Linked DNA regions of Homo sapiens: all the other regions are linked to region 1. The links are chromatin contacts, found by Hi-C or POLR2A ChIA-PET in ENCODE. All regions are on one chromosome and are shown on one strand. The core of a region is the stretch at or near the end of the contact, and the rest is flanking DNA. Distances in the headings are between cores, read along the strand shown. Region 1 has its middle 18 kb from the start of CHST5. Region 2 overlaps CFDP1 (craniofacial development protein 1). Region 3 overlaps CFDP1 (craniofacial development protein 1).

Region 1 (3,911 bases), core at 465-2,964:
CTCACACCTGTAATCCCAACACTTTGGGAAGCCGAGGCAGGCAGATCACCTGAGGTTGGGAGTTGACGACCAACGTGACCAACATGGAGAAACCCCGTCTCTACTAAAAATACAAAATTAGCCAGGCGTGGTGGTGCATGCCTGTAATCCCAGGTACTCGGGAGCCTGTGACAGGAGAATCGCTTGAATCTAGGAGGGGGAGGTTGCAGTGAGCCGAGATCGCGCCATTGTACTCCAGCCTGGGCAACAAGAGCTAAACTCCGTCTCAAAAATAAATAAATAAGGAAACAAAAACAGATTAATCTGGTCCCAGTAGTGTCTCCAGATTGCACGAACATTTCATTTTTCACACAGGGTCACCAGAATACCATCAATTTTTTGGTATCACTGTCAAAAGTGATCCTAGCACCTTCTGAAATAACGTGAGCTGCCAGATTCTCATTTCAGGAATGACCACAAGCGAACATCTGCATCTGACCCCAACCTGCCTGATGACCTTACCCGCTACTTCACAATCCCGTCCAGGAAAATCCCTGGGCACATAACACTGCAAGTCCCAGGTGTCCGCTGAAGGGCGCCTGGCAGTCACTGCCCAGGGGATGAGAAATCACAGGTGCCTTGTTTGGAACTAGAGTCTGGAATCTCGTCCTCCTTCCCTCTGCTCTGGTCCCTCATTGTTTATGAAGACCTCAGTCCCCTCTGCTGGGAGCCCCACCTCCCCTTTCAGGGCCACGGGCCCCAGTCTTCTTGCCTTTCAAGGACCACACAAATAACTGTGCCTCCCCTCAAAGCTTTTCTCCTCCTTCCCAGGTGAAGTCCTCTCTCCTCCCTCCAGCTTTCAGGGCACGGAGCGTTCTTTCTGGCATTGGAATTCTGAGCAACCCTCCTAGCAGGCCCAGCTCAAGCCGCAGCGGGGAGGAAGAGTTCAAAGGAAGCTATGCCAAAGATCTCGAAGGCTTAGTGGGAGACCCAGCAACAGGTGGCACCAGGTCTGGGAAAGAGACTCCTAGAAAGCGGAGCGGGTCTCGGAGGGGGTGGATTTGGCCCGAGGTGCCCGCGATCAGCGAACGAGCGCCCGCACGGAGGAGCCGGGCTGCAGCTCCCGGGCAAGGGGAGCGCGAGCTCTGACTCCTCAGCCGGGCCGGGCCGGGCCGCTCCGAGGCCCCTCGAAGGAGGCCGGGCGCCGTGGGGCAACCCAGGCAGGGCGCGGACCACCGCCTCCCGGGCTCGTGGGGTGCAGCTCTGAACCTGAGGCGCTCGGAAGCTCAAGGCCAAGACCCGCTCGGGTGGTGGCCGAGCGCCCTCCAGCCCCGGGTCCACCTGCGGCCGCTCCCTGCACCTCACGCCCAGCGGGGCTCCGGGGACCTGCCTCAGGGACCGGCGAGGAAGTGACGGGTAAAGGGGTCCGGGAGAGCAAAGGGACCCCCCTCCGGGAGGACAGCGCCCACCCAGCAGGTCAGCGGCACACCGGGGACGCCGCCCGGACTCGGGGCGCCCATAACCCGGCCCACCCGCCGCTGCTGTCGCTTCCCTAGAGCTCCATCCGGTCGCCATTCACCACTGAGTTAAGGGACCAGCTACCGAAGGGCAGCAGCGGCCAGCCACCAGCCCCCTCGCCGCCTCAGCGTCACTCCACCCGAGACCCTCTTCCTCCAATCCCAACGGCGCTGCCAAGTGACCGTTCCCTCCTCCAATGAGAAGGCGCTCCAGCCGGCGGGGGCAGAGCCAGAGTTGTTCCCGCCCCTGAGGTTGCGCAGGGCTAGCACAGACCCACCCCCTCGGACGCGCGCTATCCTGGAGAAGCGGCCCCTGCCCGCGAACTGCGCGCTCTGCTCTGCCCTTCTCTGCAGCGCCCCCTGTAGGAAAGAAGGGAATTGCATGCGGCCCCCCCGCCCCCGGCCAGAGCTGTGGATTTACCAGGGATCTGGCAAAGCAGTGATCAGAACAGATTTGTAACGTTGTAGTATCTAGGTCTGGACCCCAATATTTACGAAGTCTTCATGAGTAGAATACGAACATTCTCAGGCCGGGTGCGGTGGCTCACGCCTGTACTCCCAGCACTCTGGGGGGAGGCCGAGGCGGGCGGATCACTTGAGGTCAGGAGTTTGAGACCATCCTGGCCAACATGGTGACACCCCGTCTCTTCCAAAAATACAAAAATTAGCCGGGCGTGGTGGTGCGCGCCTGTATCCTAGCTAGTCGGGAGGCTGAGGCAGGAGAATCGCTTGAATCCGGGAGGAGGAGGTTGCAGTGAGCCGAGATCGGGCCCCTGCACTCCAGCCTGGGCGACAGAGTGAGACTCTGTCTCAAAAAACAAAAAAAAAAAAAAAAAAAGAGAGAAAACAAAAAACAAGCAAAAAAAAATTCTCTATTTAAACCGGATAGTAAAAAGCCTATTTTTTTTTTTGAGACGGAGTCTTGCTCTGTCGCCCAGGCTGGAGTGCAGTGGTGCGATCTCGGCTCACTGTAAGCTCCGCCTCCCGGGTTCACGCCGTTCTCCTGCCTCAGCCTCCCAAGTAGCTGGGACTACTGGCGCCTGCCACCAGGCCCGGTTAATTTTTTGTATTTTTTTTTTTTTTTTTTTTTTTAGTAGAGACGGGCTTTCACCATGTTAGCCAGGATGGTCTCGATCTCCTGACCTTGTGATCCGCCCGCCTCGGCCTCCCAAAGTGCTGGGATTACAGGCGTGAGCCACCGCGCCCGGCCTTGTAAAAAACCTATTAAAAGGCTGGTGTGGGACCGGAATGGGAGGGAGGTTGGCCTGTGGATATATAGTCTCTGTACAGTGCAAAGTAGTTGTTTTTTGTTGTTGTTTTGAGACAGGGTCTAGCTCTGTCGCCCAGGCTGGAGTGCAGTGGCACGATCTTGGCTCACTGCAGCCTCTGCCTCAAGCAATTCTCATTCCTCAGCGTCCTGAGTAGCTGGGATTACAGGCATGCACCACCATGACCAGCTAATTCTCTAATTCTCTCTCTCACTGTCTCTCTCTCTCATGTGTGTGTGTGTGTGTGTGTGTGTGTGTGTCTAAGAATGGGGTCTCGGCTGGGCGCAGTGGCTCATACCTGTAATCCCAGCACTTTGGGAGGCCGAAGCTGGTGTATCACTTGAGGTCAGGAGTTCGAGACTAGCCTGGCCTACGTGGTGAAATCTCCTCTCTACTAAAAATACAAAAATTAGCTGGGCGTAGTGGTGCGCGCCTGTAGTCCCAGCTACTCAGGAGGCTGAGGCAGGAGAATCGCTTGAACCTGGGAGGTGGAGGTTGCAGTTGGCCAAGGTGGCACCATTGCACTCCAGCCTGGGCAACAGAGCAAAACTCTGTCTGATAAAAGAAAAGAAAAGAAAAGAAATTAAAAAAAGAATGGGGTCTCACTGTGTTACCCCAAGCTGATCTCGAACTTGTGCCTGAAACAATCCTCCCTGCCTGAGCTTCTCAAAGTGCTGAGATTACAAGCATGAGCCACCTTGCCCAGCTGCTACCGAGTTTTAAATACAATAAAAATTTAAAGACCTTCTATTCAATACAACAAAACTGGATCACACTTTTGACTCACCTCCCTTCAGAGATCCCGTTAAAATGTAGGCAGAGAAATTGTGAAAAGGAATAAGCAAGGTCAGGTGTGGTGGCTCAAGCCTGCAATCGCAGCACTTTAGGAGGCCAGGGCAGGAGGATCACTGGAGCCCAGGAGTTCGAGACTAGCCTGGGCAATATAGCAAGATCCCATCTCTACAAAAAATAGAAAAATTAGCCAGACGTGGTGGCATATGCCTGCAATCCCAGTTACTCAGGATGCTAAGGTAGGATGATTGCTTGAGCCTGGGAGGCGGAGACTGCAGTGAGCAGAGATGGTGCTCCTTAACTCCAGCCTGGGCAAGAGAGGGAAACCCTGTCTCAAAAAAAATTTTTTTTTAAG
Region 2 (3,742 bases), core at 336-2,835, 140 kb before region 1:
TGGGGCAAAGAGCATAGGGCAAAAGCAACTGGAAAGGGGCATGAGGGAACTTTCTGGAGTGACGGAATCATACTATACCTTATCTTGGATAGTGGCTATGAAGTAGTAGGCAGGACAGGATTCCAGAGGCAGGGCTTGGATACCAAACCAAATTGATGACTAGCTAAAACAGGTATGGGGCAGAAGCGGCTTTCTGTAAGACACACCCACCAGTGTGCTATGTCAGTTTACCATTGGTATGACAACACCTGAGAGTTACCGCCCCTTCCCAGAGCAATGACCTGACGATCCAGAAGTTATTACCCTTTTCCTAGAAATTTCTGCATAAACTGCCCCTTAATCTGCATGTAATTAAAAGTAGATATAAATATGACTGCAGAACTGCCCTGAGCTGCTACTCTCAGCACAATGCCTATGCGGTAACCCTGCTCTGCAGGAGCAGTCAAGGAGCTGTTAACACTGCCGCTTCAATAAAGCTGTTTTCTTCTACCACCAGCTAGCTCTTGAATTACTTCCTGAGCAAAGCCAAGACCCTCCAGGGCTAAGCCCCAACTGGGGGCTTGGCTGTGCCCTGTATCAGTTATATGGATGTATTCAATTGTGAAAACTCATTAAATTGAACACTTAAGGCCCCTGTGATAATGAACCTACCTCCTGCCATAAAAGTCAAATGCTATGGGAACCAAAAAGCAGTACTTAATGAATGCTGTTTGATACATGATGAATAGATGAATACATGAAGACTGAGAAAATATTGAAGTGTGGAGTATAATTATCATTAAAATGCTCTCCATCATTCTTCTACCACTATATTGGTGTGAGTCCACACAAATCTCTTCAATTTATTGACCAATCACAATTAAGATGATATCCTTGTCTCTCTGAAATCCTGCTCTATTTATAACTCAACTCTTTCTTGAATATTTCCAATGAATGTCCATATAACAAGCTTTCCAGCTGAAGTAACAAAAGAAATAAAGAAAAGAAAAAGGTGGCAAAGAAGAAACTAAATGTGAGAGAAGATATGAAAAAGACTCCTTGTGTTCAAGTACAATCTAGTCAATTTAGTTCCAAAGGAAGAAAAACATGAAGTCACTAAATATGCTCCTAGTTGAAGGTCAGGGAAACCACTCAGAAAGGCCAACAGTTTGCTTCTCCACTTCTCGAGGTTCACTCAGTTCTATTGTGTTCTCATAGGCAGTAAAAACCAAAAGAAAATCATCCAAAGCAACAAACATGCAGTTGCCCCAAACTGCTTTAGCAATAAATAGAATTTCATGCTGAGTGGCAGACTGTTTAGCTCACATTCCTGTAACGTCCCCTACATCTATTTCACGCAGCAACTTCGCTAGCAGTCACCAGCCACAGCCTGAACACTGTAGTAACAGGGCACATTATACATCAAAATCCCTTAGATACATTTTAACCCAGCATCTATGGTAGAAAACAACCAAGAGTTTCTTGTTATCCACAAGGCAAGCCAAAGTTAAGTGCAGGAAAGGCTGAGGGAATACCATGTGCTTCCTTTCTGACTGGAAAACAAGGCTTCCAGGCAACACAGCAGGGTTTCTGTGCACTCTGACAGGGATGTGCGTTGTAAGCTGCATTGCTATGGAAACAACACTTCTACAACTAGAGGACAAGTCAACCTGAAATAAAGGAAATAGCAGGAATTGCAAAATAGGTCTTGTGGAATGAGTAAGGAGCATCTCACGTCTCTGCTTGAACTATGGCATGATTAAGCTGAAATAAAATGTCATTCCAATCATATAACAGACATTTACAGTCTGTTTTTGGGGTCAGCTACTTGCTGAACACAAGCTATGAAACCAAAACCACCCTGCTTTTAAGATGAAAACTGACAAAATATGCAAAACTAAAAGGATAAGAACTAAATTTCCACAGATCAAAGTTTTAAAAAATGGTGATCATTAATAAAAGCTATTCATTTACTCCTTAATCAAATACTATAAATTATTTGCCACGTACCAGGCTGGACACATACAAAAAAGACAAAATCTACGCCTTCAAGCTCACAGCGTAGTGATGGAGACTAAGGTGTAAAACTGACGATGAGGGAGTATGGGATAGTTAGTGCTACAATAAAGGCTATTAAACAAATGCAGTTGCAAAGGGGTAGTAGTTAGAGTTTAGTGCAAGACACAGACACTGACTGGCCGACAAAAAAGGAATTTATTTAAAAGATATTGGGGTAAAAACAAAGATACTGGTCTTTCCAAGTGTCCACAGAATATACAAGACAGACCACATCCTGGCCCATAAAATTAATATCAACAAATTTAAAAGAGTTGAAATCACAAAGAATGTGTTCACCAGCAACATGATCAAACTAGAAAGCAACAACAGAAAGACAACAGAAAACTCTCTGAAAACTTGGAAATGGAACAATACACTTCTAAATAATGCATGGGTCAAAAAGAAAGTCTCAAGGGAATTAAAAAAATAATGAACGGAATAAAATCATACATGTATCAAAAATTGTTGAATATAGCTAAAGCAGTGTGAGGGAAATGTGTAGTAAGAAATACATACAGTGTAAAGAGGAAAAGTCTCAAATCAATAATCTAAGCTCCAACTTCAAGAATCTAGTAAAAAAAAAGAGCAATATATAGGCAAACCAAGCAGAAGCAAGGAAATAATTATAGAAGTAAATGAAATTGAAAACATAAAGGGAAAGATCAATGAAACAGAGCTGGTTCTTTGAACAGATCAATAAAATCGACAAACGTCTAGCAAGACTGACCAAAAAAAAAAGAGAGAGAGAGAGAAGGCACAAATTACCAATATCGGAGGTAATGAAATGGGATATCACTACAAGTATCAAAAGGATAAGAGAATATTATGCAGAATTCTACCCAAATAAATTTGGCAACATAGACTAATTCCTCAAAAAAGACAAACCACAAGACACTCAATATGAAAGAGCCCTGTAACTATTAAGGAAACAATTTGTCATTTAAAAACTCCCAAAAAGGAAATCTCTAGATTAGTGATTACCAGAGGTTAAGGAGGGGGTGAGGGCAGGAGGAAAGTGTATGTAGCTATAGAGAACATGAGGAATCTTAGCAGATATGAAAATGTTCTGTATCTTGACTATATCTGTCAATGTAAATATCCCAGTTGTAATATTATAAGATGGTACCATAGGGGGAAACTGGGTCAAAGGAACAAGGAATCTCTGCACTAGTTTATATGACTACACATGAGTATACAACCTCTTAAAATTAAAGGTTTATTTATTTATTTTTTTAAAGGTAAAGGGATTGCTGGGCGTAGTGGCTCATGCCTGTAATCTAAGCACTTTGGGAGGCCGAGATGGGCATATCACTTGAGCCCAGGAGTTTGAGACCAGCCTGGGCAACATGGTGGAACCCTGTCTCTACTAAAAATACAAAAATTAGACAGGCGTGCAGGTACTCATTTGTAGTCCCAGCTACTTAGGAAGCTGAGGCAGGAAAATCGCTTGAACTCAGGAGGTGGAGGTTGCACTGAGCTGAGATTGTGCCACTGCACTCCAGCCTGGGCAACACAGCAAAACTCCATCTGAAAAAAAAAAAAGAAAGAAAAGCTACATAGGGTATCTGCACTTAAAGCCGATGAACTTCCATTTTAGGCAAGATGGATACTTAAGATAACCTAAACATTTTCCAGATAAAGACCTAGAAATGCTACATAAAATATACCAAAAATTATTTTAAGTGTATAGCTAAACTCATAAGAA
Region 3 (3,625 bases), core at 348-2,847, 210 kb before region 1:
TGGTAAGAAGCAGAGCTGCCGAGCAGCCAGGGCTCTCTGGTGGGACACTCAACATTTCCTTTCATGGCTAGGGGTGAGGACTGTTGATTTTGAGCCATGAAGCCACTTCTGTGGTAACTTCCTTAGTGCCTTCTGAGGTCCGTAAGTACTTATGAACACCTTTTCTTTCTTTTCTTTTCCTTTCTCTCTCTCTCTCTCTTTCTTTCTTGATACACAGTCTTGCTCTGTCACCCAGGCTGGAGTGCAGTGGTTCAGTCTTGGCTCACTGCAACCTCCACCTAGTGGGTTCAAGTGATCCTCCTGCCCCAGCCTCCCAAGTAGCTGGGATTACAAGTGTGCACCACTATGCCTGGCTAATTCTTATATTTTTAGTAGGATGGGGTTTTGCCAGGTTGGCTAGGCTGGTCTCGAAATCCTGACCTCAAGTGATCTGCCCGCCTCGGCCTCCGAAAGTGCCAAGATTACAGGTGTGAACCACCATGCCTGGCCACCATTTCTTTCTTGATTTTTTGTTTAATCACCAGTAAGACAAATATGACAAGGAAAGGACCCTTTTTACAACTGAATACGTAGGTTATGAACATTCTCTTTGTATTCCACAGCGAAGAGAAAGAGGTGCAAGTGATGGCCTGGGGTGCTGTCTGAGGGCCTGGCCTATCACACAGGCTATAGCCAAGGGTAAAGCCCCACCCCAGGCCATAATGACACAGACAAAAAAAAATTCACAATAATGCAACATCTAGGCATTCCATTGGCTCAGTTTTTGACGGATCTGAACTAGTTTGGTTTCTCAGAAGGACAAATGATTCAGATAAGGCCAAGGCTGCTACCACAGGCCAGATCCAACCACTAGGCAACTTACAGTTCACTGGAGCTGTAATTCAGCAAATTCAGCTTGGCAGATGTGACTGGCCCCTGAGAGTACTCCTCACATGCCCCGCCTTCCCTCCACCCGCAGTGGCCTTCCCAGTGACAGGCCCTGCCCCACACTGGAACAGAGACTTACTGACAAACCAAAGTGCTCACATTTTTAGTTCCATCATGAAAAGCTCCTGCTTGCTTACAGTGGGCAGTTTGTCTCCAATAAATCATTTGATTTCAGGGTTCTGAGGATTTTCCAAGGCATAAAACCTACTCCTTCTTACCCCTCTTTCCCTCGATTATGGATGGCCAGTTCTTCACCAATCCCCTCTTCCTCCTTGAAGCTCTCCCAGTCCAGTTTGGACTTCTCAAGGGTGCTCATTTTCTGCTTCTTGGCACCAATTTTCCCCAAAAGGCTGCTCATGCCACTTGATCTTTTTAACCTAAGGAAAGAAAATATGAAAGATGTAGCAGGTAAAAACTCTGATCTCTATATTAACAGTTTTTCTGATGCAAATGGGAATCCCCTAGATTGGGGCCATTTATCTTAGTGGAAGCCATGTTCATATTTGGGGCATTTCCTTCCTGGTGTGGAGAGCACTGTAAGTAAACTGGAATTCTAATGTGCTTTTCCTGCTTAACACCACTGTCTGCTCTCCTGAGCTACGAACAGGAAATCCTGCCTTCTTCAGACCTCTGTGGGCTCTGTGTGGCAGGTCTCTGCTTGCAAGGAGGGGAGGAGCAGCGCTTCAGGCAGGGCTTTGGAGTCACATGCCAAGGTCCAACTTCCAGCTTAACTGTGTGACTCTAGGCCAGTTATTTACTGCATGTTCCTTGGTTTCCTAATCTACAAAGCAAATGCTTACTCACAGGCTGTGGTGTATCTTACACGTAAAGGGCTAAAACAGCACTTGGCACAGCGTCAAGGTGCAATAAGCATGAGCCACTCTGAGTCACTGTCATCGTTTAAGCTTAAAGCCCCAGGGGGTTCTTTTAAGAGAAAGAGAACCAGTTCCCAACACTGATGAGTGAAAAGTCACAGTACTGTAAGAGGGTTCTAAAATCAGTTTCCTTTTAACTCCTGTGAGTTGGGCCCTGTTTTTTCCAGGAGGTGGAGAACATTCCTCACTCCGAAAGCTCACACGGGGAATGTACAGCCTGTGCTCCACTTGCTGGTGATGCTATCATGGACAGTGGGAGAAACCCCAGATGCCCAAATTCAAGTCTTGGCAGGTCAAATGTTTCCAGTCATTGTTAAACATATGAAATAAAATAAGAAAAGCAAAATGCAGTTAAGATGGTATGAGGAAAGGTTTGGTCTCTTTATGAAATGAAACGAAATCATCTACCAGCATGTAGGAACTTGGAAGTTATTTTCCGCCTCACGGGGATATGCAAGAAAGTTAAACATTTAAAAACTATGAGCTAATGTCACATGGTCTACTGATAATAATACCTTTACTTGTCTAGAATGTTTGTTCTCCAAGTGCTTTTGTAGCCATGATCTCATCTAACTCTCACTAAGGCCTGTGACACAGGACCCAGTCTCAGAGTTGGAAGGGATCATCTTTGAAATAACCTAGTATCACCCTAACCCATTCTGAAACCCCACGTCCCTGCCGCAAAGCAGCGTGAACGACTACTCACCCCCTCTGCCTGGTGTGAGCCAACAGGCCAACGTCCACACTGAACACCAGACTGCTGGGACTGAACAATGACCCTGAACATTCTCATTCTATTAACTTTAGTAGAGAGGATGTCAACTTCCCTGTTTGGGTCACACCCCAGTACATGCTGAGCTTAAGATCAACTCAGAATGGGCTGGGCAAGCTTCATCATCCTTGTATTAAGTTGGACAAATAAACAAAGTTCAGAGAGGTTAAATGATAAAACAAGGGTCAAAACAATAGACAATGCAGATCCGGGACAAAGGAAGATCTCTCCCAACTCTCAGGGTGGTGCACTGTGCTATCTCGCCTCCAGATGAGAAGTGACTTGAGAGATTTTCTCATTAGTTACTTTACTTCCCAGTTTGCTTAAGAGAACTCCAAATAGCTCTTTATGAGCTTTCAATTCATATCTTCTAAGCACTGTTTTCCAGACAACTCAACCCCTACAATGTCATATGTGCGCGTGATCACACACACACACACACACACACACGCACACACACACACTTTCTTTTTCACCATTTTACCAGGAACGGAGCATGAGTGGGGATATGGAAACTTACTGTGTCTCAAATCTTTTTCCTTCTCATCTTCCTTACTGCTACTGCCCGAATTCTCATTCTTATATCACCTGGATAATTGAACAGCCTCTTTACTGGTCTCCCTGACCTGTTTTTCCCCATCCTCACTCAGTGGCCCTATCCTGGTATCTAGTGACATGCTGTAATTAGACTGAATTTTCCAAAACACAAAGCTTAGCATGTCTTTCTGCTTAAATGTCTCTTCACTGACCCCTTTTTATTTTTATTTATTTTTATTTTTTGAGACGGAGTTTCTCTCTTGTTGCCCAGGCTGGAGTGCAGATGCGTGATCTCGGCTCACTGCAACCTCCGCCTCCCGGGTTCAAGCGATTCTCCTGTCTCAGCCTCCCAAGTAGCTGGGATTACAGGCGCCTGCCACCACACCTGGCTAATTTTTTGTATTTTTAGTAGAGACGGGGTTTTGCCATGTTGGGCAGGCTGGTCTCAAACTCCTGACCTCGGGTGATCTGCCCACCTCGGCCCCCCAAAGTGCTGGGATTACAGGTGTGAGCC

What was found. Hi-C counts contacts between places; a loop is a spot of excess contacts on that map. ChIA-PET counts read pairs that join two places held with the same protein, here RNA polymerase II (POLR2A). Pooled maps may share reads with other maps.
Region 2: a loop to region 1 is called in a map with no recorded cell type, with 5 times the contacts of the local background. The contact joins two enhancer-like sites. A Hi-C loop is called at or near these places in 1 of 37 single-sample maps with no recorded cell type and 6 of 50 pooled maps. POLR2A ChIA-PET finds 5 or more read pairs at or near these places in 2 of 52 experiments (GM12878 and HCT116).
Region 3: a loop to region 1 is called in a pooled map, with 5 times the contacts of the local background. The contact joins two enhancer-like sites. A Hi-C loop is called at or near these places in 6 of 50 pooled maps. POLR2A ChIA-PET finds 5 or more read pairs at or near these places in 5 of 52 experiments (BJ, HCT116, PC-9 and 1 more).

Annotation. Positions count from the first base shown.
Region 1 is chr16:75,515,702-75,519,612 of GRCh38, forward strand. No RefSeq gene overlaps it. Among named protein-coding and RNA genes, the nearest start is that of CHST5, 18 kb to the right of the region's middle. RefSeq lists a silencer at 1,083-1,522. Within about 2 kb of position 1,715, at least 33 of the 41 ENCODE cell types and tissues checked have a DNase peak (open chromatin) inside an H3K27ac peak, as active enhancers do; they include HCT116, where a contact is called at or near this core.
Region 2 is chr16:75,376,571-75,380,312 of GRCh38, forward strand. All of the region lies in intron 5 of CFDP1 (craniofacial development protein 1), which reads right to left. Among named protein-coding and RNA genes, the nearest start is that of CFDP1, 55 kb to the right of the region's middle. RefSeq lists an enhancer at 37-534. Within about 2 kb of position 1,586, at least 7 of the 41 ENCODE cell types and tissues checked have a DNase peak (open chromatin) inside an H3K27ac peak, as active enhancers do.
Region 3 is chr16:75,303,879-75,307,503 of GRCh38, forward strand. It overlaps CFDP1 (craniofacial development protein 1), which reads right to left. Exons shown (of 7, transcript NM_006324.3): 6 at 1,146-1,304. Among named protein-coding and RNA genes, the nearest start is that of BCAR1, 54 kb to the left of the region's middle. RefSeq lists an enhancer at 1,274-2,473. Within about 2 kb of position 1,598, at least 34 of the 41 ENCODE cell types and tissues checked have a DNase peak (open chromatin) inside an H3K27ac peak, as active enhancers do; they include HCT116, where a contact is called at or near this core.